Linked DNA regions of Homo sapiens: region 2 is linked to region 1. A link is an interaction called in ENCODE POLR2A ChIA-PET data of the cell type or tissue named here. Cell type or tissue: Panc1. All regions are shown on one strand. Links, peaks and the distances in the headings refer to the core of each region. The heading gives the core; the rest is flanking DNA. Region 1 holds the start of LOC107984874 (a long non-coding RNA gene). Region 2 overlaps GSG1L (GSG1 like).

What was found. ChIA-PET counts read pairs that join two places held together with the same protein. Peaks named below come from ENCODE experiments on the same cell type or tissue, not always from the same donor. Only the 100,000 strongest peaks of a DNase experiment are listed, where the experiment ranks them.
Region 2: POLR2A ChIA-PET joins it to region 1 with 10 read pairs; 2 of 35 experiments call an interaction of 5 or more read pairs at or near these places.

What each region holds. Positions count from the first base shown.
Region 1 is chr16:27,672,490-27,689,007 of GRCh38, reverse strand. KATNIP (katanin interacting protein) reads right to left here. Exons shown (of 28, transcript NM_015202.5): 7 at 11,012-11,279; 8 at 7,478-7,609. LOC107984874 (a long non-coding RNA gene) reads left to right here and starts at 9,793. Exons shown (of 3, transcript XR_001752113.3): 1 at 9,793-10,068. In Panc1, for the core only: no CTCF peak of the experiment used is centred there; no DNase peak of the experiment used is centred there.
Region 2 is chr16:28,036,426-28,052,943 of GRCh38, reverse strand. All of the region lies in intron 1 of GSG1L (GSG1 like), which reads left to right. Among named protein-coding and RNA genes, the nearest start is that of GSG1L, 19 kb to the left of the region's middle. In Panc1, for the core only: no CTCF peak of the experiment used is centred there; no DNase peak of the experiment used is centred there.

The DNA of each region.
Region 1 (16,518 bases), core at 5,520-13,519:
GGTGGCTATGACCCCACTCCTGGCCCTGGCTGTAGTGGATCTTTGCAGATCTGACTCCACTTCTGGCTCAGCCTGGGCCATGCCAGACTACCTCTCCCTGACCATGGAGGAGGGAGGCTGGTTCAGGAGAGAGCTGGTTCTTGAACTAAGAAAAGAACTGTCTCTCTCACCTGGGGATTGCAAAGCAGATAGTAAAGGAAGCCTGGAGCCACTGGGGGCCATCTCTAGGCCATCAATGAAATGCCTGCCTGGTAGTAACTAGAGACATGGGTCTCAAAGTGTGTTCTCTAAACCAGTAATGTCAGGATCGCCTGGGAACTTGCTAGGAATTAAAACACTTACCTCTACCTCAGACACACTGAAGCAGAAATTCTGGGATTGGGGCCCAATAATCTGATTTATTTTATTTTACTTATTGAGACGGAGTCTCACTCTGTTGCCCAGGCTGGAGTGCAGTGGTGCGATCTTGGGTCACTGCAACCTCTGCCTCCCGGGTTCAAGCAATTCTCCTGTCTCAGCCTCCTGAGTAGCTGGGACCACAGGTGACCGCCACCATGTCCGGCTAACTTGTATTTTTAGTAGAGATGGGGTTTCACCGTACTGGTCAGGCTGATCTTGAACTCCTGACCTCAGGAGATCCACCCTCCTCAGCCTCCCAAAGTGCTGGGATTACAGGTGTGAGTCACCATGTCCGGCCAATCTGATTATTTTAATTATTATTTTATTTAAGAACAAAATAGAGACAAGGTCTCACTACACCGCCCAGGCTGGTCTTGAACTCCTGGGTTCAAATGAGTCTCCTGCCTCAGCCTCCCAAAGCGCTAGGATTACAGGTGTGAGCCACCATGCTTGGCCAACAATCTGTGTTTTAATTGGCTTTGCAAGTAATTCTGATGCATGTCCAAGTTTGAGAACCACTGGGCTAGAGAAGTGTAAAGCTAAGTGATGAAACAGCTTCCCGAGAGACCATCTGAGCACCAGGATCCCACCATCCCTGAGGCCAATTCTACTATTCTGGAATTTTTAGGTCTGTGAGCAAGACATTCTCCTTTGTTGCTTGGGCTGATTAGGGTTTCTGTCACTTACTGTTAATGAACGCTGGCTAATATATTAAGAGTCTCTGGACTTTGGCAGAATGGTCTTGCTGTTGCAGGTTTTCCTGACAGGAACACTAAGTACAGGGCTGTCAAATTCCTCTAATTCACTCACACTGAGGGGTGTTGCTTTATTTCTGTGGTTGGCAGCTTGTCTGGGAAAAGTGGTTCAGATATATCACTTCCCTAGAGCACTGTGACAACTTGGACAGTAAACTTTCTGCATTAAAGACTAATGTTCTTTCACCCTCAAGAAGACAACAGGTTTCTAGAAGGAGATTATATTAGCTTTTCTGGAAGGCTTACGGATTGAGGTTGGAGCAATAGAGGACATGAGGCCCTTTCATTAGAACTAGGGACAGTTGCAGTGATAGAAAGGAATGAAGCTCTCTTGGAGTTGCATCACACACACATTTAATTGACACAAATTCAATTTTATGGGCTTAGTCTAAGAAAAAGGGGCAAGGGGAGAAATAACTCTTTATGGGGTACAAGCAAAAGGTTACACTTCTGGAATAGCAGACTATCTAATTCAGACCAACCTCTTGCTGGAACACAACTAGGAAACCTAGAAAATATTTTTAAATATTTAAAAAATCTATTTGAAAAAAAAAAGAGATCGTTTGAAGGCATGGAGAATGAACAGGGCTGTGAAGAATTACAGGGATATAGTAGACTGGAGAAAGAAACTCAGAGATGTAGACCCAACGTCTTGGAGGCCTTTCCTCTTAAGGTGCTACTGATTCTGATGAGAGCTGCCACAAGGCTGGGAAGCTGAGCAGAGCTGGCAACAGGTTCAGAGGCTACAGTCTGGGAGTGAGGGTGACCTGGAAGTAGCCAGGAGTGAAGGGCACAGAAAGGTTAACAATGTGGGCGAATCCAAATTACTGCTGATTATATAAAATAATAATCAGTAGTAATAATGTCTACTACTAATAATAATCAGTAGTAATAATCACTAGAAATAATGTCTAGTGGTGTTTAAAAGCTAGAGAGAATTAAAATGCATACAACAGTATTTAAGTTGGGAAAGGAAAAAATAGAGTTAGAGTTTGTAAGATACTTCCAATAAATGAGAAGTGGTAAACTTGCTAATTTAAAGTAAACCCTAGTAAGTCAAGAATGCATGTTGTAATCTCTGGTAATGACTAGAATAATAATAAAAAAAGAATGTATAACTAACAAGCTAATAGACAGGAAAAAAGAGAAATAATACAAAGCAATCAGTTCAAAGGAAGGCAAGAAAGGAGAGAAAGAGAAACATAAAACAGGAAAAACAAATAAAAAGCAAACAATAAGATAGTAGATGTAAACTCACATATATCAGCAATTACATTAAACATAAATGGACTGAATGCTCCCATTAAAACGCATAGATTGTTAGAGGATAAAACTAAAAACCAATTACGTGCTGCTTATAAGAGACAAACCTTAATATAAAGATACAGAAAGTTTGAAACTGAAAGGATAAAAAACAGTACACCATACAAATACTAACCAAAAGAAAGCCGGAGTAGCTTTATATCAGACAAAGTAGACTTTAAGGCAAAAAGCATTACTAGAGTGAGAAACAACACATAATGATAAAAGGTTCAATTCCCTTAGAAGATATAAAAAGTCAAATTCTGTATGTACCAAAAAAGACATCCCTCCCCGACCCCAGATACAGAGTAAAGCATACAAGCAGCCCACCCTCCAGATGTTGCCTTGAGGAGAGTGAGTTGGTTTGTGATTCTGCTGCACTTTTAGGAAGTTTCAGGTTCCTTGTGTCTCTGGTGGTGTGAACATCCCAGTGTTCTGAGCATGATGCCAGTGTCTAAAAACACACATTTCCCCTACAACCCTGACCCTAAACAAGGCCAGCTGCTTCTTCTGGGGCTCAGCCAAGAAGCTGTGATTTTTCCCACACTGGAGGAGAGACAGACTGTCTTGGGCTTACTGAGAGTTCATGTATCTGTATGAGGTCATCTGTATAAACCAATACATGCTGCACTTAATCATCAATTTGAGGGATTTCTAACGGTAACTCTGGTCTCCTGCACTTTTTACTTCCTTTACAGCCTAATATCTAGGTGAGATGTGGCTCTACCATAATCCCATTTCAGTGTGAGAGCAGTGACAATGCCAGGCTTTTCAGCTTTCCTCTTAGCCACAGAACTCTTTCTTCAAATTTGACTTATGTTAGAGCCAAGTATATTGAATAAGCAAAGGCTGAGCTCCAAACCTGTTCAAAATAAGAATTCCACTACCTCAAATAGTGTCCTCTTTAGGAGTACTGATGGAACAAACTACCCTAAGAACTAAATACCAGGAATAGCTGGTAATCTGATCTTTATTAAATGGACCCAGTGACATGCATTTTTTGTATGAACGCATGCTTCTTTGCCATGGTGGCCAGGAAGCTCAGTGTTACAGCTGTGACTACTTTAGGCATTCATTTGTTCACCCCCTGGTTTCATCTTATTTTTCTACTCTTGTTTTCTCTCTAGTTTCATTTTCTTAAATTTTTTATTTATTTATTTTTGGACAGAGTCTCGATCTGTTGCCCAGGCTGGAGTACAGTGGTCCAATCTCAGCTCACTGCAACCTCTGCCCCTCGGGTTCAAGCAATTCTCCTGCCTCAGCTTCCCGAGTAGCTGGGATTACAGGTGCGTGCCACCATGTCCAGGTAATTTTTTGTGTGTGTTTTAGTAGAGATGGGGTTTTGCCATGCTGCCCAGGCTGGTCTTGAACTCCTGGGGTCAAGCGATCCACCCACCTTGGCCTCCCAAAGTGCTGGGATTACAGGCATGACCCACTGCGCCTGGCCTCCTCAAATACTTTTCAAAGTCTTGCACTACTCACTGTATATAAAACTTTGTTAGTCCATGTCAGAACTTTTTGGAAAAAGGCAGATCATAAATTAATTAAGCTCTATTTCTCAAAGTGCTAGACATGAAAGCATATATTATGGGTTGAATTGTGTCCCCTAAAAAGGTCATTGAGGCCCTAACCCCTAGTACCTGTGACTGTGACCTTATTTGGAAATAGGGTGTTTGCAGATGATCAAGTTAAGATGAAGTCATTAGGTTGGGCATTCATCTGTCTTTATAAAAATGGCACATTTGGACACAGAGACAGAGACATACATGGAGAATACCATGTACAGATTGGAGTTATGTTGCCACAAGCCAAGGAACTGTCAGAAGTTAGGAGAGAGGCCTGGAATGGACTACCCCCCAGTGCCTTCAGAAAATGGCCCTTGCCAACACCTTGAATTTAGACTTGGAGCCTTGAGAACTGTGAGATGATACGTTTCCATTGCTTAAGCCACTCTGATTGTGGTACTTCGTTATGGCTGCCCTAGCAAGCTAATGCACTATGCCAGATGATTTTAGTTGATACATGGTTCAACTTTTAAAATACTAATATATATATATTGATGAGCATGAGAAAAAAGTATAACAAGTGACTCAAACCTCTGATTTTCAGGCATGTTACTGCTTAGGACTAGGCTGACGTGGGTATTAATTAAGTGGTAATTAATGTGGGTAATTAAGCAAATAATAGTTTAGTTGGCACAAGAGGGGCTTATAGTGGAGTAATTAAGAGCAGAGATTCTGCAGCCCAGGTTCTCAAATACTGGCTTCATCACTTACAGGCTGTGTGATCTTGGACAGATTCCTTAACCTCTCTGTGCCTCCATCTCCTCTGTACAATAATATTGATAATAGCAGTACCTATTGCACGGGGCTGTGTGGATGATTAAATGCAAGATTACATATGTAGTCCTACACACAGCTTGGGAGCTAGTTCAGTGCTTTGTAAGTACTGACCCTTAATTTTGTTACTTGAATATGGAAAAAATAGCAATCTTGGCACATATACAAAGGAGGGAAGTCCCAGTTAGCTCAGTAGGATGCTGGGAAAGGTACACGACCACCACCGTGCCACTCCTGCCCTACTAGGGGCTCTAGGGGGGTTCGTGCAGTGGCATACTTTTTTACCAACTTGTTTTGGAGGAACTTCTGAAAAGCCATTTAGATTGGTTCAGATAGTGAAGACAGTACCAGCAGGATAGACTGGAGGCTTGTCAACCTGAACAGCAGTCGGTGAGGCCAATCTAGGAGATGCAGAAGGAACAATGGCACCTGGGACTGCCACCCCTACTCCCCACCTGCTGAGGGAGCTCCGAAAGCAGACTCAGGCCTTTATCTCGCCCCATACCTCCTTCTCCTCTCTCTCCCTTTCCCAGCTCCCATCTCACCAAAGTTGACAGAATCAAAATTCGCCAGACTTTTCTGACATCTTTCATGTTCTATTTGGCTCTTTTCCCCTACAGATCATTTCTCCATTATCTAGTTAACAATGTGACAACTCTGTGACGCTATTGGCTGCAGGAACCTTGACATGCCGACAGGGGTTGCCTCCCACTCCTACCTTCCTCGGGCCCCAGGCAGGCCTCTTTCCAGGCTCTGGGTCCCACCAAAAAGTCCCCAGGAACCAGTTTGGGGATAGCTCTGCCCCACTGGAGTCTGGCTCCTCCAACACCTTGAATTTAGACTTCCAGCCTCGAGAACTGTGAGATGATACATTTCCATTGTTTAAGCCACTCTGATTGTGGTACTTTGAAGGCCCCACTGGGATGCAGGCTCCAGTTAGCCACAGTTCTTCCTGGTCACTACAGGCTGAAGCAGGATGCAGATCAGAGACTTAGGACAGGGGTCTTGGTACTGCATGGCTTGTGCATGCACAGATCCCAACTCCGGGACCTGGGTTGCCTCAGTCTCCTTTGCTAGTGACACAGACTCAAATCCTATCCCAGTGCCTTAATCTTGTTTTCTGTTGCTTATAACAGAATAACTGAAACTAGGTAATATCAAAAGGAAAGGAATTTATTTCTTATAGTTATAGAAGCTGAGAAGTCCAAGGTCAAGGGTGCCGCATCTGACGAGGGCCTTCTTGCTGGTGGGGACTCTGCAGAGTCTCGAGGCAGTGCATGGTGAGGGGATGAGTGTGCTAGCTCAGGTCTCTCTTCTTCTTCCTATAAAACCACCAGTCCCACTCCCATGATAACCCTTTAATCCATTAACCCATGAATGCATTAATCCACTGGACAAGCCTTCATGACCTCTTCACATCTTAAAGGGCCCACCTCTCAGTATTGCCACATTGGGGATTAAATTTCAACATGAGTCTTGGAGGGGGCAAATATTCAAACCATGCCACCCAGCCACATGATAAGCCATGGCCCCCCATCACTGTAGGCTCCCCAGCGCCCAGGTTCTTACCCTAGGTTATTTAGGATAGAAAGTCACAACTAATCTCATACCTACAACTGGCTCCTTAGCAAGCCCAATTACTGTCTGGATCCATCCCCTGGTAACATCGAGACTGAGCCCCCACCCTCTACATCTTGAACCACCTGGTCTCTTCCTTGGTCACCTCGCATCCTCCCCAGCTCCCTATAGGCCAGGCTCCACGTGGCAGCCAGAAGAATCTTGTTGAAATGTAAACCAACATGGTAGCCCCTGCTACAAAGCCTCAGCTGCCACTTGCACGTTGTGTGCCTCAGTTCCTCGTCTGTGAAATGGGGACAATTGCAGAACCTACCTTAAAGTCTAGTTATAAGGATTATGTGAGATGGTAGAAGTAAAAGCTTACGATAGTGGCTGGGTCATCCTAAGTAGTGAATAAATGTAACCTCTCATGTCATTAGAACATAGACAAAGCTGGTCTGTTCACCATCGACTCTTTTGTACTTTCAGAATTGTGTACCATTTGCACATATTATTACTCATCTGAAGTAAGCAAGTTCATTTAAGAGTAAAACAAAAATAAAAGAAATTTTCAATGATAACCACACCTTGGTGGTGGAATCAGAAAATCACTCTCATGGTTACTTTAATGCGTTGGCTTGACTGGGCCACAGGAAACCCAGATATCTGGTCAAATATTATTCTGAGTGTTTCTGAAGGAGCATTTTTGGATGACATTAACATATTCATCAGGAGAGTAAGGCAGATTGCCCTCCACCATGTGAGTGGGCCTCGGCCAATCAGGTGACGGCTTGAATCAAACAAAAAGACCAGCCCTCCCCCAAGTGAGGGTGACTTCTCCAGTCAACTGCCTTGGACTTCACCTCTGACATAGGCTCTTCCTGCACAGCGCACTCGCTCCTCCACAACTGCATGAGCCAATTCCTTATCCTAAGCTCTCTCTCTCACTCTCCCTCCATATCCTTTTCATTCTGTTCCTCTGCAGACCCCTGACTAATACATTTGCTAAAGGGCAGCTAGCCCTCTGCAAGGAGGGTAATGAAGTGCGGCCTCCCATCATGGCACCCCAGAGAGTGACCCAGTCGCAGCCCTGCTCCCCTGCTCAGGGGCCCCCGGAACTCTTACTGGAGCACATCCTCTCCTGGTCTGGGAATACAGCAGGAGCTTGGGGAGTCAGGTTTGGCTCAGGTTTGGTGGGAACGAAAACCTCAGCATTGTCCTTCCGCTTTGCAGACAAATTCCTTTCCCTTTTATGACCTGTAGGAAAACAATTGTTTCATGTAAGACGCTGAGCGCAAGCAAGTTGGGCATTCTGTTCAGGCATTTGTTCATCATTCATTCACTTACTCATTCAACAAATGTCTACGGAACTACTTTGTGCAGTTTGGGATTAGAGATGTGAATAATGCAGGCGACGAAACAAGTTTGCTGAGAGTCATGGTGTGCCCAGCACCACATTTTGGTAAGTACATAAAAGATTCTAGGACATGCACAGGTTTTCAAATTTTAATGTTTCCTGGCTAGGCAGCCAGGCGGTGGCTCACACCTGTAATCCCGGTGCTTTGGGAGGCTGTGGTGGGGGAACTGCTTGAGCCCAGGAGATAAAGACCAGCCTAGGTAACATAGTGAGACCCTGTCTCTAGCAAAAAATGAACAAAATAGGCTGGGTACAGTGGCTCACGCCTCTAATCCCAGCACTTTAGGAGGCCAAGACGGGTGGATCACCTGAAGTCAGGAGTTTGAGACCAGCCTGGCCAACATGGTGAAACTCTGTCTTTACCAAAAATACAAAAATTAGCTGTGTACGGTGGCAAGCACCTGTAATCCCAGCTACTTGGAAGGCTGAGGCATGAGAATTGCTTGAACCCAGAAGATGGAGGTTGCAGTGAGCTGAGATTGTGCCACTGACTCCAGCCTGGGGGGCAGAGCAAGACTTCGTTCCCCGCCCCACCCTCCCTCTGCAAAAAAAGCCAGATGTGTTGGCACGTGCTTGTAGTCCCAGCTACTCTGGAGGCTGTGGCAGGAGGATCCCTCCCAGGAATTTGAGACTGCAGTGAGTTATGATAGTGCCACTGCACTTCAGCCCGGGTGACAGGGCAAGACCTTATCTCAGAAAAAACCAACAAAACAAAACATGAAAAATGTCAAGAAATTCAAATTCTCTCTTCTCACTTTATGCCCCAGTATCACTCGAACTGTGCTGGCATCAGCTGTTCTGTGGCCTGGTTCTTCACACCCAGGAATGACTGTCAGGTCCCCTGCTTTTCCAGGGTGGAGACTCAGTCACCTCTTTAGAGCCCTGTCCCCTCCCTCCCCGTCTCCCCTGCAGCCATGCTGTCTGCAGGCCCAGTGGGTCCCACGTGGGACCATTATTAACACTGCCCTGACCACTTGCTGCTCCCGCAGGTGCGCCTAACACCTTTGTTTATTTGACAAAGGTTCCCTGAGGGGCTGCAATGTGCTGGGCGTGTGCTGCATGCTGGAGAAGTGGAGGGTAAGAGCCAGCCTGTGCCCACAGGCTGGTGGGTGGGGAGGTGTGGTGGGTGGAGAGAAAGACAACTGGGGCCAGTGAACCCAGCGCCATGATGATGCTATGGGAGCACGGGGGAGGGCTGGCCCAAGTGGATGTGGTGGGAGTGTGAAGAAGGCTTTGTGGAATAAGCAACTTCTGAGTGCGGTCTGGAGGGAAAAGCAGAGAGCCAGGTTTCAGGGTTCTGAGTGGAGAGGAAAGGGACTGTGGTCATCTGGGCAGAGGGAACAGCTCAAGCAAGTGTCTGGGGTGAGAACAAACATGGTGAGAGCATGTCTGATGGACAAATGTCTTCTCTGGAGATGTCAGTTATTGGGTGTGGATTTTCCAGAGCTGAACTGTGTCCTCTTCAAACTTTTTTTTTTTTTTTTTTTTTGAGAGGGTCTCATTCTGTCACCCAGGCTGCAGTGCAGTGGCACGATCACGGCTCACTGCAGCTTCAACTTTTCAGACTTAAGTGATCCTCCTGCCTCAGCCTCCCAAGTAGCTAGGACTAAAGGTATGCACTACTACGTCTGGCTAATTTTTTAAAACATTTTTTTGTAGAGATGGGGTCTTGCCATGTTTCCCAGGCTGATCTGGAACTCAAGTGATCCTCCCGCCTTGGCTGCCGAAACTGTTGGGATTACAGACATGAGCCACTGTGCCTGGCCCCCTCCAAACTCATACATTGAAATCCTAGCCGCCAGTACCCCTGACTGTATTTGGGCACAAGGTCTTTAAAGAGGTAATTAACTAAAAACAAGGTCATATAGGTGGGCCCTAATCCAATATAACTTCTCCTAAGAAGAGGAGATTAGGACACAGACACACACAGAGGGAAGACCACAGGAAGACACAGGGAGAAGATGGCTGTCTACAAGCCACAAAGAAGGAAAAGGCCTCAGAAGAAACTGACTCTTGATCTCAGGCTTCCAGTCTCCAGAACTATGAGAGAGTAAATTCCTGCTGTTTAAGCCACCCAGTCTGTGGTACTTTGTCATGACAACCCTCGCAAACTGACACACTGTCTGATTCCAAACATTCCCTCATTTCTCTTTCCTTAGGTTCATCATGGTTCAGAAAAGTTTGTCTTCTCTTGGCACACCCAGCTTTGACGGTGCACATGAATAGGATACAGAGGTGCAGGCAGAGGCCAGGCCAGCCCGAGTCAAAGCTTAGGAACAGAGGATGAAGACTGTTGCAAGTAGGCCTCTCCCCATCAAGTCCTTCTCTCTCCTCCCTGCCCCTCACCAATCGTTTTGCTCGTTCTACTTTCCAAGATCTTTCTTGACAAACTTCCTCCATTGGACACTGCTGTCTCTGCGTGCCAGCATCCTCCCTCCTTCAGGTTCACCTTGAGTTTCTTTTGGAGATGAGAGCTTTACCGCACTATCGTGTGGCTGGGTGGTGATAACCACACCCCTTAGTCCTATTGGCTGGACCTGGCCCATCAGAGCCACGGTGATCCAATCCAAGACAGCATGTGACCCCGTGTGGGTTGGAGAACCAGGTCTGGGACTTTTGCTGGGCCTTTTGGGAAAGAAAAATTCACTTTCTGAGGGGTTGCAAAGTCAGTGTCTTATTTAAAGGCAATTCTGCCTTTGTATGTTGGATAGTCTACTAAGAATGGAAGCAAGACACAGGAAAGCAGAGAAGGAGGAGAGCAAGAGGGAGAGGGAGATGGGAGAAGACAGAGGGAAGAGGCCAGAAGGGAAAAGGAGAGGGAAGAGGGGAGATGGGAGAGAGATGGAGACGGAGAGGGAAAAGAAGACGAAGAGGGAGAGGGGAGAAAATGAGTCTTGCTACATCTCAGAACCTTTCAGTTACTCAAGTCAATAAATAGTCCCTTAGCTTAAGCTAGTCTGTATTAGCCAACTGGTATGTAGATGCTGCAAAACATCTTACAGTGTACAGAACAGACACCTCCAACTATCTGCCAGGAATTTACCATCTGGAATTTCAGGGCCCTGAGGAAGCCTTTGGGAAGCTCTGCGTCTTGCAATCAACAGAGACCTGACTGATATACCTCCCTGGCCTGTGAGACACTCTACCCAAAGAGGAACTCAAAGGACCACTGGAAGTTTAAGTCCTGCTATTAGATGCAGAGACACCAATGGCAAAGAAATGATATACAAGACAGAGCTCACTTTTGGAAGCTGGGTTAAATTCCAGCACCACGAGGGTGTCTGGGCCTGGAGAAGAGCGTCCTTCTGTCTCCTGTTCCCCGTGAACATCTTTCTGAGTCCAGTCGCCACTGGAAGGAGGGCGGTCATGTCTGGGATGGCCCACCAGTGCCGGGTCCTCTGGCTCAGGCTCAGAGAGTATGTCTTCCTCAATAGAGTCATACTCATCGCTGGAACAATCCTTTTGTTTCCTTTGTAGATTTACACTAAGTTCCAGGCTTCTTCTCAGCTCCTGCAAAAAGCCCAGAAGAGAGATGAGAGATAAATATGGTACCTTGAGAAAAACTTATTTGAAAATAGATCATTTGAACCAAAGAATTATTCTCCCCAAACTAACATTTAACAATATTATCTCAACCCTTGTGATGTCACTGCTTTGAAGACGAGAAAACAAAGGGCAGGGGAAAATGAGTAACTCCCTGGACAGAGCAATGTTGTTAATATTAACTGTGGTGTTTGTATCCCGGAGATGCCGGGGGAAGGTGGGGTGGGGGGGAGTGCACATGTGAAGGAGAGGGAGAGAGAAACAGACAATATGGTTTGTTAAAATCTGGGGCTTGTTCAAACAGATTGTGGAGTCCCACCCACTGATTCAGTGGGTCTGGGATGGGGCCTGAGGATTTACATTTCTAATAAGGTGATCCTGACACTGCTGGTCCAGGGACCACACTTTGAAATATGAACTCCCAAAGGCCTCCAAATGACCCTAAACTTCCAGATGGTAAAATGTCTGTCAGGTAGTTGTTAGGGGCTGACCTGCATATTGCAGGGTGTTGAGCGGCATCTAAATGTCATACTATTTAGCACTTAACTACAACTGCTTCAAGATTTTTTTCATGTTTCTTTTGTCTACATGAAATTGTAGATTCCTTATGGCTAAGCATTAAGATCTATATTTAGAGTGACCAGGACATGAATCACCCAAACCAAGACATTTCAGAGAGAAAGCGAGCACTACTATATTTACACTGGGACAAAAAGTATAAACGGAGCTGGGACAGTGGCTCATGTTTGTAATCCCATCACTTTGGGAGGCCGAGGCAAAAGGACTGGTTGAGAACAGGAGTTCAAGACCAGCCTGGGCAACACAGTGAGACCCTGTCTCTACAAAAAATAAACAAAAATTAGCTGAGTATGGTGATGCATGCCTGTAGTCCCAGCTACTCGGGAGGTTGAGGTGGGAGGATCACCTGAGCCTGGGAAGTTGAGGCTGCAGTGAGCTATGATTGCCACTGTACTCTAGCCTGGAGATACACACACACACACACACACATGCACACATATATATAGATGGGACTGTTTGGGCAAACCAGTATGTTTGGTCAGCCTAGCTATACTACCCCTTGTAGCCTATATAGTATCCAATGTAGTTCTAAGAAAATGGGAAGCAATCAATAAAGCTTTGATAATTGACCAATAAACCTAATAGTTATTGCAGTAGGCTGAATAAGGGCTCCCCAAAGATGTCCACATCCTAATCCCTAGAACCTGTGAACTCCTGAGGGCTCAGGAGGAAGTGAGGAACACCTTGAGTGTATAGAACACTTTTACCATCTTAGAGAAATCATCCTATACAGACCGATGATAGAAATATAGATGTTACAGGCACCACTGGTGAGGACTCAGGAAATGAACATGTAATTGAAAACTGGAGCCCAGGGAATCCTGTTATGTAGCAGTAGAATCTTAGCTGAATTGTGTCCTACAGTGCTGTGGAAAGCAGAATATGTAAGACATGAACTTGGATATTTAACTCAGGAGATTTCCAAGCAAAGTGCTGAAGATTTGGTCTGTTTTTCTCCTGCTGCTTAAAGTAAAATGTGAGAGGAAAGAGACAGACTGAGGGAAGAATTGTTAAGGAAAAGGGAACCAGGACTTGGCAATTTGGATGATTTTCAGCCTATCCAGATTGCAGAAGATTCTAAAATTAGGAGATTCACTGTCAGAAAAGTATGCTATGGAGAGAAAACTAAAGGTGTGGCTGGACAACCTTTTTTCTTGTACCTCAGAAAGATGCAAAATGCAAAGTATTCATTTGTATGGAGGGCTCTTTCAGGAGATTAGACATGTGGCTCATGGATCCCCTTAGACATTTCAGCAGAAGCCAGGACAGAGAGGGGATTTTCCAGGAAAGATTTGCAGAGGAGTCCCTTGTCTAATGGAGCAAATCCTAGAGACATACATGGGAGTCCCACATGACTTTTGAGAATGTCATACCAGGAGAAATACTGCCAGCTTGGACTGAATGGGAGAAAGAAAGAACAAAACGAAAGGTTGTCAGACTCCCCAAAATTCTACAGGCAGGAAATTGGCTGATGAAATGGCTCATCTACAAACACAGGCTGCTCTTCCTGAAAAAGGAAGAATGACTCCAAGGATGGAGCTGTGGGCCAAGAGAACAGAGCCCCGAACCACAGATAATTATTCCCAGGCCTTGAAAACTAACAGTTTGCCCAGCTGGGCTTTAAAATTGCTTGGGTTTGGTGATTCCTCTTTTTTCCCTTTTATTTACCCTTCTTTTAAATGGGAATTTTGATATGATTTGACTGTGTCCCCACCCAAATCTCAGCTTGAACTGTAATAATCCCCATGTGTCAAGGGCAGGGCCAGGTGGAGATAACTGAATCATAGGGGCAGTTTCCCCATACTGTTCTTGTGGTAGTGAATAGTCTCACAAGATCTGATGATTTTATAAAGGGGAGTTCCCCTGCACAAGCTCTCTTGCCTGCCACCATGTAAGCTGTGACTTTGCTCCTTCTTTGCCTTCTGCCATGACTGTGAGGCCTCCCCAACTACGTGGAACTGTGAGTCCATTAAACCTCTTTCCTTCATAAATTACCCAGTCTCAGGTATGTCTTTATTAGCAGTGTGAGAACAGACTAATACAGGAATGTTGTTAACTGTTATCCTACACCTATCCACCATTGTATTTGGGAACAGATAACTTGTTTTCTAGTTTCACTCATCTACAGATGAGAAAAATTTTGCCCCAAGACAGGTCATACCCAGGGTCTTACCCATAACCAATTTAGATGATGAGATTTTGGAGTTTTGAGCTGACGAGACTTAGATGATATTCTGGACTTGAGTTGTTACGGTAATGGATTGAGAGTTTTGGAAAACTTGGGATGGGATGGATGTATTCTGCATGTGGTATGGAGGTGAATCTTTGGGGGACAGAGGGTGGGCTGTGGTAGGCTGGATAAATAGCCCCCAAAGATGTCCATATCCTAGCCCCTGGGAGCTGAGGAGATGCTGCCTTACAGGGCAAAGGGACCTTGAAGATATGATTAGGTGAAGAATCTCCAGATGAGGACAGGAGCCTGGATTATCCAGGTGAGTCCAGTGTAATCATAGGCGTCCTTATGAGAGAGAAGCAGGAAGATCAACATCAAATAGAGAATACGTAAGAATGGAAGCAGAGGTCAGGGAGGAGTGAGCTATAGTGCTGGATTTGAAACAGGAGGACATGGCCACAAGCCAAGGAATGTAGGTGGCCTCTACAGTCTGAAAAAGACAAGGAAATGAGCTTTCCTCTCGAGCCTCCAGAAGGAATGCAGTCCCGCCAATGCCTTGATTTTATTTTTTATTATTATACTTTAAGTTTTAGGATACATGTGCACAACGTGCAGGTTTGCTAAATGCCTTGATTTTAGACCAGTGAAACTGATTTTGGATTTCTGACCTCCAGAACTAAGCCACCAAGTTTGCAGCAAGTTGTTACAGCAGCAAATAGGAAACGAATACAGCTGTCTCTTTTTAGAGTTCTCCCCCTTTCATCCCTTGATACCAAGTATTGGTGATACACATTTAATAAAATTAATTAATTATCTCTGTTGCCCAGTGCAGTGGTGTGATCACAGCTCACTGCAGCCTCGACCTCCTAGGCTCGAGTGAGCCTCCCACCTCAGCCTCCTGTGTAGCTGGGACTACAGGTATGAGCCACCACACCCAGATACCCAGATATTTACTGGGCAACTAGAACACTGGCTGGCACATAGTAGGTGCTCGACCAGTATCTGCTGAATGACTGAATAGATTCCATTGATGACTGGGTGGTGGCTGTGGGCAGATGCAGAGTGCCCTCATGTACCTTGGAGGTGACATTGGTGATGGGACCCTTAGCAAGTTACTTACCTCCTCTGACTTGCATCTTGACATCCATAAAAATAGATGAACAAATCCCTACCTTGCAGAATTGCTTTAAAGCAGAGGTCTGAACTGGGACTAATTTTGTCCCCCCACCCAACTCCAGGGGACATCCAGCAATGACTTGAGATTTTTTTGATCACAACTGGGGGAGAGGTGTCCTATTGGGATCTATTACATGGACACCAGGGATGCTGCTAAACATAACAGAATGTCCAGGACAGCCCCACAACAAAGAATGATCCAGCCAAAACGTCAAGGCTGAGAAACGATTAAAGCAAGTGCGGGTTCACCACTGGTGTTTTAAAAAATAACACCAGGTCTCCTAATTGAGTGTATTGAGCTGGTTCACGCAACCTTCATGCAAACCAGACTGAGGTCATGGCTTATGTCTTCAAAGTCTGACAGTGGTGGGCAGTTGGAGGGGCAACAGATTCACTGCTCCTCCCAGGGCAACATGAGTTCCTAGGCGACCTGCTGTTTAACAACAATTTCGGCAGCTGTAAAACTAGTAATCCTTTACGGTAGAATAATGCTCTGTACTCTAGAAAACATTTTCAACCCTTTCTCTCCTTTGATGCTCAGAAAAACCCTGTAAGACAGATAGGTAGAGTAAAACCCTGGGATAACATGAATTTAGTTAAAACAAGATAGCCTATTGGCTCTTATGCTTGGCCCAACTCCCAATTCTCAAATAAGGTCAACTTAGGTTCTGTTCTGCTGGGGTGGGGGAAAGGCTGGGTGAGAAAACAATGGGCACATCCCTCTCTCTGCAGCCCCTACTCTTGCCCAGTCACTGTGGATTACGTTCCTAGCTGGGAGACTGCTGTCACTGTCCAGGAAATCTCAGTTCCAGGGCCCCAAATTGTCCCAACTGATGTCTAAGGCAGAGTGCAGCCACCAAACATGGCCAGTTTCAGGAAGGATTTGGATGAGGCATTAGGACCCTTGAACCCATGGTCAGTTGAGGAGACTTCCTCTGGCCTCTTCATGACCGTCACTATGTTGCAGCCCCACATTCTGAGTGACTGAATTGTGGAGATACCCCCAAATTTGAGGAACTGTGACCAGCCTTTATGCTGGTCCAACTTCTCACAGCGATTAAGTGGCATAGCTGTGACTTCTGCACTCCGCCACTCCTCCTTGCTCCTTCTAGATTATCCACGCATAACACAGACTCTCTTGCATCTGTCATGGCCCAACCAATGGGGAAGACAATAAGGCAACCACCATTCATTAAGGCTTCATGCATGCTCATGTGCTTAGGTGCTGTGCTAAGGGCAGAGGTAGCAGTGCAGAGCAAGATGGCAAACCTCTGGCCT
Region 2 (16,518 bases), core at 2,717-10,716, 370 kb before region 1:
GAAGGGGCATAGAGGAGGAAAACCCTCTCCAGAACACAGTTGGGCGGGGCGGAGAGGCAGAAGACTTGGACACGAGTCACTGTCTCCGCTTGGTGGATCTCTCCACATGGGGATCTCACAGGCATCTCAGATTAACATGTCCCTACCTAATCATCTGTTTTCTGCCCTCCTCAGCCAGGGCAGCCTGGGCTATGCTGTTGCAGCTATCTGCAGCAATCTGCAGATGTGGGAGGTTGCAGACAACCCTAGTTGACTTCTTACTCCCGTGACATGTCCATAGCAGGTCAGTGGGGGGCTCTACTTCATGGTGACCTCACTGGGGACCTGGATAAAGGATGCTCCATCTCTGATTTTCCATGGCTGTCAAGGCAGGAAAGGGTATGAGTCCTTGCCTAGAAGTGGCACGGACCATCCTGCTTGCATCTCATTGGTCAAAGCAAATCACATGGCCATGTCTACCTTTTCAAGGACTGGAGAATTTCAGTCCTACTATGTGCTTAGAGAGCAGAGACCTGGGGCCAGCAGGGTGGCACACATCTGTAATCCAAGCACTTTGGGAGGCTGAGGTGGGAGGATTTGTTGAGGCCAGGAGTTTGAGACCAGCCTGGGCAACATAGCGAGACCCAATCTCTAAAAAAATATTTTTTAATAATAATAAAAAAAAGAAAGTAGAAACCAGGGAACACTGATAACAGGTTGAACATTGGTGGCACAGATGACTCCTCCACACCCCACTCCTGCCCCTCTCTTAGCCCCATCTCAACAAAAGACAGCTCCATCTTTCCAATTTCTCAGGCAAAAGACCTTGGAGTCATCTTTGACTCCTTTCTCTCTCTCCCCACAGACACAAACACACACTCATCCTCACACAGCTCATTTAATCTATTGGCAAATCCTGCTGACTCTTTTCCCAAACACATCCAGAGTCTCACCATTTCTCCCCGTCTCCTCCGCCCCCCTGGTCTGAGCCTGCACCGTCTCTGGCCTGGATGACTCCAGCATCCCACTCACTGGTCATCCTGCTTCTGTTTATCCCCCACCGTGCTGAGCAATCCTACTGCATACTGCTGGAGTCCCTCTGCTCAGACCCTCCAATGGCTCCCATGTCATTCCTGGTAAAGCCAATGTCCTCCTGGTAGCTACAAGACCTGCCATCACCTGCCCCGTTACTCTCTGCCCCATCTCCCATGATGCTCTTCCTCGTTGTCTATGCTGCAGCCCCACTGTCCTCTTGCACACACACCTCCAGGCATGCTCCTGCCCCAGGGCCTTTGCACGTGCAGCTCCCTTAGCCTGAAACTCTTTCTCCAGATTTCCACACCATCACTTCCCTCAAACGTTCCTTGTGAATGAGGTCTTCCTTGGCCACCCTATTTAAAGTCGCAGTCACCTCCCCACCTTATTCCACTACGCAGCTTGTTTTTTTTTTTTTTTCGTAACACTTCCCCCTACCTGACATGCTGCCAATTGCTCGATCTACCTCAATGCCTCAGTGATGTGCAACCCACGCTTTTGCAAATCACTGTCTGAAAATCAACACTTTGTTTTATGAACAAGGAAATGCAAGTCTCTGCAGGGAGAGACCCTTTTCCAAACCATCCCCTAGTCACCGGCAGAACTGGCACCAGAACCTGGAGCCCTGCTTTCTAGTTGCTGATCTTTGTCTATCCCTTAAGGTTCTGCTAGACCTTGACCTTCAGTTTTCTGACTTATGCCCTGTTGGTCAGAATAGCTGTTATTCAAAAAATGCCCACTCCAACCAAAAGCCAAATTTCCTGGGACTGGTAGGTAATGAACACTTGGGTTGACTCAGAAGGAGAGTCTACAAATTCTCATCCCTTCTTTCATTCATTTTCATGAACACCTACTATGTGCTAGGCTTTGTCTAGGTGCAGGGGACTGTAGCAGGAAACAAGACGAATGAGGGTTTTAGTTTCATGGAGCTTCCATTCCAAAGGAGGAAGACAGACGACAGGAGGTGGTTTCTTCATTTGCGCATGTAACCTAAATTTATTAAGCCCTTACTTGTGGATTCAGTGGGGGACAAAGCGGACAGTCCTTGTCTTATGGAGCTTGCATTCTGGAGGGGACAGACAATGAGAACAGATACATTGGTGATGGTGGCTTATATGTCACCAGTTGCAGATCAGAAATGACCCCTGGAACTCAGGGGATCAGGAAGCAGTTGGGCTCCTCTGAGTTGGTGAAGGCTAATAGGCTCTTGACAGCATAAGCCATAACCTCTTTGTGACTTTTGAAGCCTGCTTTACATTTTTTCTCTAACGGTGATGGAGTAGAATTTTGAGACCCAAGGTCATCTTTCCAAAAGGCACCAAACCCTTACCTGCTGGCCGAGTTGTTCCAACCCTTGAAGTATTTTCCAAGATACCTATTTCTATCTTTAAAGATCTGTCCTCCTAGCTGGGTGCAGTGGCTCATGCCTCCAATTCCAGCCCTTCTTTAAGGATCTGTCCTCCTACCTGGGTGCAGTGGCTCACGCCTCCAATCCCAGCCCTTCTGGAGGCTGAGACAGGAGGATTGCTTGAGGTGAGGAGTTCAAGACCAACATAGCAAGACCCCATCTCTACAAAAAACATTAGCCAGACGTGGTGGTGTGCACCTGTAGTCCTAGCTACTGAGGAGGCTGAGATGGGAGGATCCCTTGAGCCCAGGAGTTTCTTGGCTGCAGTGAATTGTGATTGCACCACTGCACTCCAGGCTGGGTGGCAGAGTAAGACCTTGACTCTTAAAAAAAAAAAAGATTTGCTCTCCTTTGTAATAAGAGGTCATTTGGAAGGAGTTTTTGGAAATTGTCTTGTCTCCTTTGGTATTCATTCATTCATTCATTCATTCATCACATCTATTAAACACCTATTCTGTCCCAGGTCTTCTTCTAGGCACCAGGTTTACTAGGTGAACTTCATATATAAGGTTCCTGCCCTCAAGGAGCTTCCTTCCAGTGGAGAGAGAGAAAATGAGTAAGTTAAACCGTAGATAAATCAATAATTTCATATAGAGATGTAGTGCTTGAATTCCATGAAACAGAGTCATGAGGTAGCTCTTGCAGGTGGAGTTTTGCATACGGTGTTGGGGAGACTTCTTTGACAAGGTGACATCTGAACTGAGTCCTGAACGACTGTAAGAGGGCAGCCATGGAGTTCTTGGGGGAGTACAGGGGAGGATTCTAAGCAGAATAAGTTAGTCCTTGCTGATTGATCACTTTAGTCTTCCACTTCTTCTTCTTTTTTTTTTTTTTTGAGACAGGGTCTCACTGTGTTGCCCAGGCTGGAGTGCAGTGGTGCAATCACAGCTCACTGAAGTCTTGACCTTTCAGGCTTAGGTGATCCTCCCATCTCAGCCTTCCGAGTAGCTGGGACTACAGGCATGTGTCACCATGCCCACCTAATTTTTAATTTTTTTTTTTTTTTAGAGGTGGGGTCTTGCTATGTTGCTCAGGCTGGTCTTGAACTTCGGGGCTCAAGTGATCCTCCTGCCTTGGCCTCCCAAAGTGTTGGGCTTACAGGCATGAGCTACCACACAGTCCAGTTTTCTACTTCTTAAGTCAATTTTTAGTGAGTTGTCTTTTCTCAGAAAATAATTTCTTCATCAAGAGTTGCAAATGTATTTGCATAAAATTTAGCATAGTATTTTAGCTATTTAGCATAGTATTCCTTTTAAAAGGAATTAAAAGGAATTTTAAAAGGAATTTAAAAGGATTTAAAGAAAAAGCCTCTCTTTGATGAGTTTCCTTTTCTCATTCCTGCTCCTGTGTATGTTGTGGTTTTTCTTCTCTTTCTAATGGCTTTGTCTTGCTCAAGTCTACCAGTGGTGATATGGGCCCTGTAAAAATTGCTTTCCAGACCTCCAGAGAGAGCCGACAGGCTTGAAACCTTTACACAGGATCTGTACTGAGACTGCGCATCCTCAGGCCCCAGGCCTGATTTGTTCTACCCTTCTCCCTTTTTTTCTCCAGCCCAGGTCTTGCCAGCTTAGCTGTTTTATTGCCCCCTCCTCCATCTTTTTTAAAAAAGCCTCATTACTCTTGTATTTATTGATTCTGTTTTTTTAATTTTCTGATACATCCTAGTTTTCTTTAGTCTGACTTTTCTGAGGTTTGTTAATGTTTGCAAGTTTTTACATTGAAAACTTTGTTTTTTCATAGTTAAAAAATTATGAATGCATTTAATGCTATGAGTTTGCCTCTGAGCACCACTTTAGCCATATCCTATGAGTGCAGTGCTTTAAAATGTGGTGCTTTCTTTCAGATGATTTTCTAAAAATTATGCAATGACAATTTTGTTTCTAAAACTTCAGAAATTTTGATTTTGTTACTTCATTGATCCAAGAATAATTTAGTAGAACGTTAAAAATTTCCCAGTATAGGCCAGGTGCAGTGGCTTATGCCTGTAATCCCAGCACTTTGGGAGGCTGAGGTGGGAAGATCACTTGAAACCAGGAGTTAGAGACCAGACTGGGCAACATAGTGAGACTCTGTCTATTAAAAAAATCCCAGTGCCTTGTCTTATTTGCTTAATTTTTTGTCATTAATTTATAATTTAATGAATGATAGAGAAAGTAGCCTATGCAATTTCTGCCTTATATTTTTTTTTCGTAAATGTTTTATTTGAAAAAGCAGGTACATTCCCTGTGTGCAGTTTAAAGCAGTTTTATAGATAGTATTATTTAAGGGCTTTATATTGTTATATATATATTTTTGAGGCAGAGTCTTGCTCTGTCGTCCAGGCTGGAGTGCAGTGACAACATCATGGCTCACTGCAGCTTCAACTTCCTGGGTTCAAGTGATCCTTCCATCTCAGCCTCCTGAGTAGTGGGACTAAAGGTGCATGCCACCATGCCTGGCTAATTAAAATTTTTTTTTTTTTTTTTTGTAAAGATGAGGTGTTACTATGTTGCCCAGGCTGGTCTCAAACTATTGGCCTCAAGCAATCTTCCTGCCTCAGCCTCCCAAAGTGCTAGGATTACAAGCGTGAACCACTGCACCCAGCCTCTAAATTGTCATTTATTTATCTTTACTCCCTTTATCTGCCAAAAGCTGGATGAGGTAGGTTAATCTCTTTCTCTTCAATAGGATTCTTCCCATTTTTACTTGAATTTCTGATAGTTTTTGTTTTCATAAAAAAGTTTGAGTCTATGTTGTTCATCACAAGAAGATTCTTGACAGTTATATTTTCATTGCGGAATTGTGGATTTTATCTTTTGTCAAGATAAAATGGCTATTTTCCCCCAGTGAATGCTTTTTACTTTGCATCCTATTTTTTTCATATTTTAATATTGCTATCCCTGCTTTCTTTCGTTTGTATTCCCTTGATATATCTCTTACTAGACTTTTTATTTTAACTTCTCCATGTCTTTTTGTTAGGTGAATATCTGGTAAGAACATAGAGTTAGCTTTATTTACTTATTTTTTGGTACAATCCGAGAGTCTTAAACAAATACTATTTATTTCTATAACAAATACACTTGGCCTCACTTCTTTCACTTCTTTCTTTTTGTTGAATGTTCCCAATTTTTAGTTTTTTTTTAATCTTTTACTATATAGATTAGGTTTTGCTTCTTTTTTTCTTTACTAATGTTTTAAAAAGCATGCATACTGATATTAATTCTGTTTTTAATACTTGGACTTCCATTTTTGTTATAATTATGAAGAACAAAACAGCATATATTGCATATTTCCTGGTAGGATGAGAAAATTAGTTGCTCTTGAATTCTGTTTTTTATTCATACGTGTCATAATCGTTGCAACTTAATTCCATGCTTAACTGGTTTCATGGCTAATTGCAAGTCCCTTTCGTAAACTTTCCCCGTTTTTATTCATATGGGTGCTGGTTGGCTTTGAACGCAAGATATGATGGTCTATGGGCTGGTCACTGTCCACGTGCTGGGTCCCATGATGGAAGCTGGATTCAGTGAAGAGGATGACTAGGTTCCTGTCCTCATGGAACTTCCAGTTGTGTGTTTGTGCTCATGTGCATGTGTGTGCATGCGTGTGCATGATACACAAAGAAGCAAACTTTTCCCTCTCTGAGCAGGTGGCATCTGAGTGAGACTTGAAGACTGAGAGGAAGTCGGCCACAGGTGATCAGAGGAAACCGTGTCCAGGCAGAGGACATGGCACGTGCAAAGGCTTTGCGCAGGCTTTGTGCAGGGATAGAGCAGGGCGACTTTGAGGAACAGGGACAAGGCTGATGCGCCAGAGTGCAGTGAGCCTGGGAGCCAGGGAGCGGTGATGCGGGAGTGGAAGCAGAGACGGCCACGAAGACTGGATTTCGGGCCGGGCTTGGTGGCTCAAGCCTGTAATCCCAGCACTTTGGGAGGCCAAGGCAGGCGGATCATGAGGTCAGGAGATCGAGACCATCCTGGCTAACACGGTGAAACCCCCGTCTCTACTAAAAATACAAAAAATTAGCCAGGCATGGTGGCGGGCGCCTGTCGTCCGAGCTATTCGGGAGGCTGAGGCAGGAGAATCGCTTGAACCCGGGAGGCGGAGCTTGCAGTGAGCTGAGATCACACTACTGCACTCCAGCCTGGGTGACAGAACTAGACTCCGTCTCAGAAAAAAAAAAAAAAAAAAAAAAAAAAAAGAGTGGACTTCCTCCTCAATGCATGTGGCACACTCCCCAGTGCTTGTTTTCCTAGCAATAGCTAACGGCCTGCGGATGTGTATGGCCTCGTGGCTGGGCACAGACTCCACAGGTTTAAACCTTTCCCCTCAATATCCTGAGGGCAGCTGTCCATGTTTTTTGGCATCTGGTGATGAGGAAGTGATGTCTGAGGTCAGCCCCAATTTTTGTTCCTTTATGGACAACATTATTAATATTTTTCCTGAAATCCTACATGATTTTTCCCATTCATCTTCAAAATAGAGAATTTCATGATGGAATATATAAATGTTGGGTCTTTAATTTTTATTTAATTTTTATTTTTCTGGAGAAAGAGTCTTGCTCTGTCACCCAGGCTGGAGTGCAATGGTGTGATCTCAGCTCACTGCAACCTCTGCCTCTCGGGTTCAAATGATTCTCCTGCTTCAGACTCCTGAGTAACTGGGATTACAGGCACCTGCCACCATGCCTGTCTAATTTTTGTGTTTTGAGTAGAGGTGGAGTTTCACCATGTTGCCCAGGCTGGTCTCAAACTCCTGAGCTCAGGCAATCCACCTGCCTCAACTTCCCAAAACTGTTGGGTTTTTAATTGGCCTGGTACTTGTTGAGGTCAGCTTAGGAAGACTTGATTGTATTATTATTATTTGAGATGGAGTTTCGTTCTTGTTGCTCAGGCTGGGGTGCAATGGTGTGGTCTCGGCTCACTGCAACTTCTCTGGCTCCTAGGCTCAAGTAATTCTCCTGCCACAGCCCCCCAAGTAGCTGAGACTACAGAAGCGCACCACCATGCCCAGCTAATTTTTGTATTTTTTGTAGAGACAGGGTTTCACCATGTTGCCAGGCTGGTCTTGAACTCCTGGCCTCAAGTGATCTTCCTGCCTTGGCCTCCCACAGTGCTGGAATTACAGGCGTGAGCCACCGCTTCTGGCCAATACACTTTTTTAAAGCAGTTTTAGTTTCACAGCAAAATTGAGCATGGAGTATCGACACATCCCATATCCCCCCTTTCTTCACATATGCATAGCCTCTCCCATTATCAACATCTCCCACCAGAGTGGTACATTGGTAACAACTGATGGGCCTTCACTGGCATGTCACTATCACCCAAAGTCCACGGTTTACATTAGGGTTCACTCATAGCGTTGCACTTTCTGTGGGCTTGGACAAATGTGTAATGACATGGACCCACCATTGTAGTATCAGACAGAGTCGTTTCACTACCCCCAAAAAATCCCCGATGCTCTGCCTTTTTGTCCTTTCTTTCCCCCAAACTCCTGGCAACCATTGATCCTTTTACTGTCTCTATGGTTTTGCCTTTTCCAAAAACTGTCATAGAGTTGGAATCACACAGGATGTAGCCTTTTCAGACTAGCTTTTTCATTTAGCAATGTGCATTCATGGCCGGACGCGGTAGCTCACGCCTGTAATCCTGGCACTTTGGGAGGCTGAGGCAGGCAGATCACCTGAGGTCAGGAGTTCAAGACCAGCCTGGCCAACATGGCAAAACCCCATCCCTACTAAAAATACAAAAAATTAGCCAGGCATGGTGGCACACGCCTCTAATCCTGGCTACTTGGGAGGCTGAGGCAGGAGAATCACTTGAACCTCAGAGGCGGAGGTTGCAGTAAACCGAGATCGTGCCACTGCACTTCAGCCTGAGTGACAGAGGGAGACTCTGCCTCAAAAAAAAAAAAAAAAAAGCATTCGTTGCCTGCATGTCTTTTCATGGCTTGATAGCTTGTTTCTTTGTAGTGCTGATAATACATGCCATCGTCTGGGTGTGCTGTAGTTTATCTACTCACCTACTCAAGAGCATCTTGGTTGCTTCCAAGTTTTGGCAATTATGAATCAAGCTGCTATAAACATGTATGTGCAGCTTTTTATTTGGGTGTAAGTTTTTAACGCCAACTAACTACCAAGGAACACAATTTTTGGATAGTTTGGTAAGGGTATATTTAGTTTTGTAAGAAGCTGCCAAAATGTCTTCCTTCCTTCTTTCCTTCTTTCCTTCTTTCTCTCTTTCTCTCTTTCCCATCCTCCTGCTTTGGCCTCCCAAAGTGCTGGGATTACAGGCGTGTGCCACCATGCCTGGCTAATTTGTGTGACTTTAGTAGAGATGGGGTTGTACCATATTGTCCAGGCTGGTCTGGAACTCCTGAGCTCAGGCAGTCCACCTGCCTCGACCTCCCAAAAATGTTGGGTTTTTAATTGGCCTGGTATCTGTTGAGGTCAGCTTAGGAAGACTTGATTGTATTATCATCATTTTTGTTATTTAATACAGTTTTTTTTTGTTTGTTTTTTTCAGACAGGATCTTACTCTCTTGCCCAGGCTGGAGTGCAATGGCACAATCATGGCTCACTGCAGCCTTGACTTCCTGGGCTCAAGCGATCCTCCCATCTCAGCCTCCTGAGTAGCTGGGACTACAGGCATGTGCCACCATGCCCTGCTAATTTATGTATTTTTTACAGAGATGGGGTCTCACCATGTTGCCCAGGCTGGTCTCGAACTCCTGGGCTCAGGCAATCCTCCTGTTTTGGCCTCCCAAAGTGCTGGGATTACAGGCGTGTGCCACCACACCCGGCCCAAACCGTCTTTCAAAGTGGCTGTACCATTTTTCATTCCTCCGGCACTGAGTGGGAGCTCCTGTTGCTCCACATGCTTGCCAGCATTTGATGTTGTCAGTGTTCTGGGTACACTTTTACATTTTAAGTGTACTTTTCTCCTATTCCAGTTCCTACTATTTCATACCATCCATCCAGGCTATCCATGCAGGCTACCCATCTTCAGGGACACCACTTATTTATGGAATTGCTTTCTGTCCTCTGACCTCTATGTCTCTCGTTTTCTCTGTCATAATTTTAATGTTCCTTTTGACTCCTTCTTTTGTATTCCAAAATAGTTTAGAAAGTTCGTCCTCCAGCTGTTGGTACCTCTGAATGTTTGAGAGAGGACTCCGAGCCTCAAATCCTTTATAGTTTTCTATGCTCGTGATCAAAGCTCTGCTAGACCAGCTTTGAGGATGCCTTTGCCTGGCCTGAGAGATCTCGTCCTTGCTTTCCACCCTCTGGGTTCCAGCCTGGCTTCTGTTTCGTCTTCTAAAGGATGGCAAAGGAGGCACTTTCACCAAAGCCAGAGAAGGCTCTAGGCCCTAGTTCCAGTTCCATCTCAGAAAAGACACAGAAAAGAAAGAAACATTCTCTCTGCCCCTAGTGTTGTACCTAATTATGTCCATGACTCATATCAAAATACCTCGTCTTTGGCAGGGAATTAACTTTCTGGAGCTCGGTGCCACTAACACTCTACATTGTTGATTCAATTTTCCGTAGGATTGAGTCTGCTCCTTGTGGCTTCAAATGTGTATTTTCGCTCTGCGTTTGCATTTTTAGCTCCTTTTCAGCCCGTGCTTTCCCCATTTGGCTTCCACTTCACCTAGCCTGCCTTCCTGGCAGCTCTCCTTGGCTAAATCTGTTGTCTGATCTTCCGATCTGCCAAGTCTTCGTGATAGAGTTTATATTTTCTTAGGGACGCAAACACATGCTTTCGTGAATGATTGTGTGTTTCCTCTAACAAGCACGTCTCAAGGACCTGCTTTTATTGTCTACCTTGAGTATATCCTTCCTCTTTTTCAGGTGGTAGAATTGTCCCCAGTGTCTTATTTGCAATGATTTCCCCCTTTCTTTTCTGTATGGAAAGATCTCTTTAGGCCTACCCTTTGCTCATAAATAGAGTGAGTGGGTTCTCTTTGATACTTCTCGCCTTTCACCTGGTTGCAATGGAATCTTCCTGACATATCTCCAATGGTACTGCTGGTTAGCATGAACATTACTAAATGGATTTCTCTGTTGTTGGGATTTACTTACATTTTATGACTTTTTTTTTTTTTTTTTGAGATGGAGTTTCGCTCTGTTGCCCAGGCTGGAGTGCAGTGGAGTGATCTCAGTTCACTGCAACCTCCGCCCCCCGGGTTCAAGCAATTCTTCTTTCTCAGCCTCCTGAGTAGCTGGGATTATAGGCGTGCACCACCACGCCCGACTAATTTTTGTACTTTTAGTAGAGACAGGGTTTCACCATGTTGGCTAGGGTGGTCTTGAACTCCTGACCTCAAGTGATCCACCTGCATTGGCCTCCCAAAGTGCTAGGATTACAGGCACGAACCACTGCGCCCAGCCCATTTTATGACTTTACTAGCTGGAGATAGGATCTCCCTCTCACCTCCTGGTGATGTGATCATGGAAAGAAAAGCAAGACCTGCATGTTATTTGAAGGATGCTTGTAGTTCCTTTCATAACAGAAATGGCGAATGTAAAACCACAATTCCCTCCATGCACTATTCCCACGTTTCTCCACGTCTTTGCCCAGTTTTACTTTGCAGCTCAAGATGTTGAGTGGATGGAAGCCAGGGGGATGAGCGATCCTGGAGCGATTCTCTCAGAAACTTCCAGCCATTCAACATCTGCGATGCCCAGCGAGGGCACGAGGCTGAGAGGGTAAGTGAATGTGCTTTGCATCTTGAGTTGCAAAGAGTCTAGTGACGTAAATGCCAACCAGCAGTGACGCTGGTGCTATGAGAGGAAGAATCTAACAGCAACCTTGTGAAAAGTGAGACGATTCAGGTAACCCACCTGCTCTATTTTTGAGTAAATGCCAGGCCTGGGGAGATCTGTTAGGTTTGGATAAATAAGAGGGAAGAGTGTGGTAGACCTCTTCACTGACTTACTATCAAAAAGTTGTGAGTAGAGTTGTGGTCCACTTATTCATTCATTTACTCATTCATTCCCTCATTCATTCCACGACTACTACTAAGCTCTGGATGTACATTAGAATTATATCAGGCACTCCATCCGGATATAGTATCTTTTTTTTTTCTTTTTGAGAGAGGGTCTCACTTTGTCACCCAGGCTGGAGTGCAGTGGTGTGATCGCAGCTCACTGCAACCTTGATCTCCTGGGCTCAAGCAATCCTCCTTCCTCAGCCCTTCAAGTAGCTGGGGACTACAGGCATGCACCAACACACCCAGCTAATGTTTGTATTTTTTGTAGAGAAGGGGTTTCACTCTGTTGCCCAGGCTGGTCTCAAACTCCTGAGCACCAGGGATCCACCTACCTCAGCCTCCCAAAGTGCTAGGATTACAGGTGTGAGCCAGCACACCCAGACTCTGATACAGTATCTTTATCCTGATAGCTATCAGGGATCAAAGAGGATACACTGGGTCTTTGTCCTGCGAGGAATTCTTCCATTGCTACCTCCGTGTGACCTTAAGAAAATGGTTCAATCTAACAGTGCTTCATTTTACCCATCAATGAAATGGACATAAAAACCAAACATCTTAGGGGTTGATGTGAGATTGAGAGGACACGGAGGTGCAGTCCTCACCCTAGCACTTGGCACAGGCTCAGTGCACAGCACACATTTGCTGCTGTGGGGTCTGAATAAGGCCCTCGGAACGCAGAGAGATGGTCTGGGATGGGGATACTGGATGGAAAAGGAGTGTCTGGCTGAACCTGAACTGATTCTAGGAGATGCCCTGGCGGCCAGTCAGCACTACCCTGCCTGGGGCGGGCATGTGGGGCTCCAGAGCCACCTGCAAGTTCCCCCACCTGCCTGCAAGCCCAGAGGGGCCAGAGCCCAGTGGAGGGAAGGCTCTCAGGCCTGGGGGCTCTGAGAGCATCTTCATGTCCTGCGGGTCTCTTCTTAGGTTGCTGGAAGGGCATCCGTCCTTGACATTTCATTCATTCGTTCATTTATTAGACTTTTTTTGAGTGCATACTGTATGCCAGGCACCATTTTTTTCTATTATTATTATTATTGATGTTGAGAATACAGTGGTGAACAAGATGGGGTCTCTACTCTTCCGAATTCGTAATTAATTCTGGGGGAGTATGTGGTGAGGCAACAGATAAGCAAATAAGATGGTTTTAGAGCATGAGAATTACAGTGAAAGAAAAGAGAAGTGATGGGATGGAGAGTGATTGAGAAGAGGGAGGCCTCTGGGGAGGTGACATTTCTCTTGAGAATGGAATGTCAAAAAGGAGCCTCCCTGTGGAGATCTGGAGAAAGAGCCTCAGACGGAGGCAATCGCAAGTGAAAAGGCCCTCGGGTGGGAGAGGGACCTGAAGGGAGGCGTGAATGGCTGGAGTCCAGTTAGGAGGCGACTGCAGCGGTCCATGAAGGAGACGATGGCAGCTAGGGCCATGGTGATGGGTGTGGAGAAGGGTGACGGGCTCAGCCATTGTTTTGCAGGAAGAAAGGACAGGACTATGATGAGGCCAGCAGGGGAAGGAGAGGAGTCAGGGGTCTCCCTTAGGGTTTTGGCTCCAGAAGCTGGTGGGTGATGCCATTTACTGAGATGGAGAAAAACGAGGGAGGGGCGCGGGGACAGGTTGAGGGAGAAAATCAGGAATTTTGTTTTTGGACATATGAAGGTATAAATACTCATGTTGACTTCTGATCTGCTGTTGACCAAGGAAAGAAGCCCAAACTGTTGTGTGTGTGTGTTTATATGTGTGCGTGTGCATGTGCCTGTGTGCGTATGTGTGCATGTGTATCTATCTGTGTGTGTATGTGAATGTGTATGTGTGAGTGTGTGTGCATGTGTGGGGATGTGCATGTGTGTGCACAGGCATGTGTAGTGCGCGTGCATGTGTGCATACGTGTGTGCATGTGCGTGTGAGTGTGCATGTGTGTGCACGCACGTACATGTCTGCTTGTGTGTGTGTGTGCAAGTGTGGGTATGTGCATGTGTGCGCGTGTGTGCACATATGTGTGCATGCCTGTGAGTGTGTGTGTGAATGAGTATGTGTGGATGTGTTCTGCTGAGGGATTCTCAACTTTGGCCCTGTTAACATTTGGTACCAGATCATTCTTTGCTGTGGGGGTGGGGGGCCAATCCTGTGCATCGTAGAGTTTTTAGAAGTCTCCATGGCTCCTACCAACTAGATGCCAGTGGCACCCATGAATCTCTCCAGCCATTGCCAAATATCTCTTGGGAGGCAAAATTGCTCCTGGTTGGGAACTAACATGAAACCTTCATAGGGGCATTTCCCACGTCATAGGGTGGAATGGAAAATACACAGCATGGGTGCCAGCACTGCCCCCTTCCTTCCCCATGGTCGACATCCTTAACTGATCACATTGTTTTTTCTACAAATCTCAGATGCTCCCTCAGAATCCTTCCTAACACAGGTGACCAGGAGCCATTATCAATAACTAGGATTGGCATTTAGATGAAACCCACTTATTCTCTCTTTTCTAAGGTTAGAAAAAGATCCCAGGATGATCTCTGCAGCCCCCACACCAATTTGCAGTCAAATCCTAGACAGCAACCTTTGCACATCTGTGCCTCAGTATCCCTATATGTAAATGAAAACAACCTGAATTGCTCTCTGTGGATCTGATAGAGCCTTAAGTGGGAGGATCAATGAGATAATCTCGATAACTCAATTTGAGTTTTTGAAGGTGGGCAGAATGTTACAGAAATGTGCAGCGGGATCATTATCTCAAGGGATGCCATGAAGGTGAATCTGTAAATAATTAGAAAACATTTAGCTGGTATAACGTGCCAGGTTTAATCATGGCATAATGAAAAAGGCAGGCTCTCAGAAGCGGGCGGGCAGGTTGGAAGGCCCTGCAGTCTGCTCTCTCTGGGTATCGCCAGGAGGACGGATGGCGATGCTTGAGGTTACGGTAATCTGTGTGTGATGTTTTGTTCGGGCTCAGGGTAACCATGGAGACAGACTCCCCCCACCGCCCGTAGTACCAATTCCACACTCCTGTGCATATGTACACACTGCACATGCACGTCCCCACTTCCCTCCACCCCAGCTCCTTCTCACCTGGAAAGGAGGGAGGATTCAGGGGAGACCCTCCAGAGGGGCAGCCTCAAGGCCGCTGGACTCTGGGGTTGTGGGTTCAGATCCTGCCTCTTCCGCTTCCTGAGCATGATCCTGGAATGTCACATAGCCTCTGGGAGCCTCAGTTTCTTAATCTGTAAAATGAACTTAAAATACTTTTTCCCCAGCAGGGTTATTTGGGGGGGGATCAAATTCTAGGCTGGATGTAGTAGTGTATGCATGTGGTTCCAGCTACTTGGGAGGCTGAGGTGGGAGGATCACTTGAGCCCAGGAGTTACAGACCATCCTGGGCAACAGAGCAAGATCCTGTCTCTAAAACAAAACACAACAACAAAACAAAATTTATCAGCAGTGAGGAATTCTCTGGATGTGGAACTGCAAATTGTTTAACTGCTCCGTGCCTTAGCTCCTCATCTGTAAGGTGGGATAATAATTGTACCTACGGCAGAGAGATCTGAAGCCCATGGTGAGTAGCTCTTCTTGGTGCTGATGAGATTACATTTAATCCATGACCTACAGGAGGGATTGGGGCCCTTGGATCCAACGTGTAGATACCAGGCAGTCATGGGAGGGCTTAGGGTTCAGAGAGGTGGGGAGAGGCTGGAGGTGGCTGCATCCCAAGAGGGGAAATATTAGATGGAAAAATGTACCTCGTGATACTCAGGTCCAAAGAGGGAACAAACAGGATCTAATGGGTGAGTCCAGCAACATGTGAGAGACTCCATGGGACTTTGGTCCATTGCAATTTGATAGAAGAATAAGGATTGGCTCATAGTAAAGATACATGTGGGTTTTTATATTATTATTATTACATTGTTGCTGCTGCTATTGTTGTTATTGTTATTTTGTATCAACAGTGAAAAGTGGTTTCCCCAAACCAGAGCATGACCTAGAGTTACATCAATAGAAATATTATATATAGCATGAGGGAGGTGATGGTCTGTCTCTTCTCTGCCCTAGTAGGGGACCACCTGAAGCATTTGTGTTTGATTCTGGGTGGCTTCCATTAAGAGGGACATTGATGAACTGGAGTGGGTCTTCTGGAGGGGAAGAAGTTTCTCCACGAGGAAACTGAGGCTGTGTTTTCTTCATCCACTAATGGCTTGTGGTTCTAAGAATTAAGAAAGATACAAAGATAAATTTGCAAGGCTGGGCGTGGTGGCTCACGCCTGTGATCCCAGCACTTTGGGGGGCCGAGGCGGGTGGATCACTTGAGGCCAGGAGTTCAAAACCAGCCTGGCCCACATGGTGAAACCCCATCTCTGCTAAAAATAGAAAAATTAGCCAGGCATGGCGGCACATGCCTGTAATCCCAGCTATTCAGAGGCCCAGGCACAAGAATGGCTTGAACCTGGGAGGCGGAGGTTGCAGTGAGCCGAGATCACACCACTGCACTCCAGCCTGGGGAACAGGGCAAGACTCTGTCTCAAAAAAACCCCAAAACCAAAACAACAACAACAACAACAACCAAAGATAAAGTTGTCCCTGTGAAGTGCACACTCTTCTGGGGAGTACAAACCAGGCATGTGACTGTCACACATGTGGGAAACGTAGTTTCCGGCTACAGAAAGAAGCATTTTAAAGAAATGCTTAAGGAAAGAGGAGACTGGGAGTGGGAGTAGCCTGGGGACATCTGGGAGCTGTGTTGAAATGCATCAGGACGTCTGTAGGGAAAAGCGTCCTGATTTCTCCTACGTGACCCCAGAGTCACCATCAGAGAGAGACAGTGATGGAGAGGCCCTTATAGAAACAAGCTCAGCTCAAAGCAGAACTGGCTGCTTGGCTGCTACCTGGCTGGGTCTCCCAGAAGACGACCCTAAAACTAGGATTTGAGAATTTGCATTTGAGCAGTTGATTTGGGAAGGGATTCCAGGAAGTCCTGGTGAAGGGGGGGACAGAGTGATGGGAAAGGAGAGGCAGCCGAAGCAGTGTCCTGGGGCAACTTGGAATCCCAGTGGAGGGCCCTGGGAGACGTGAGGAGCGTGCCTGAGTTGTCCCCCAGACCAGGGGGGAACTGGAGTCTTTCTCCACTAACTCCCATCTACCA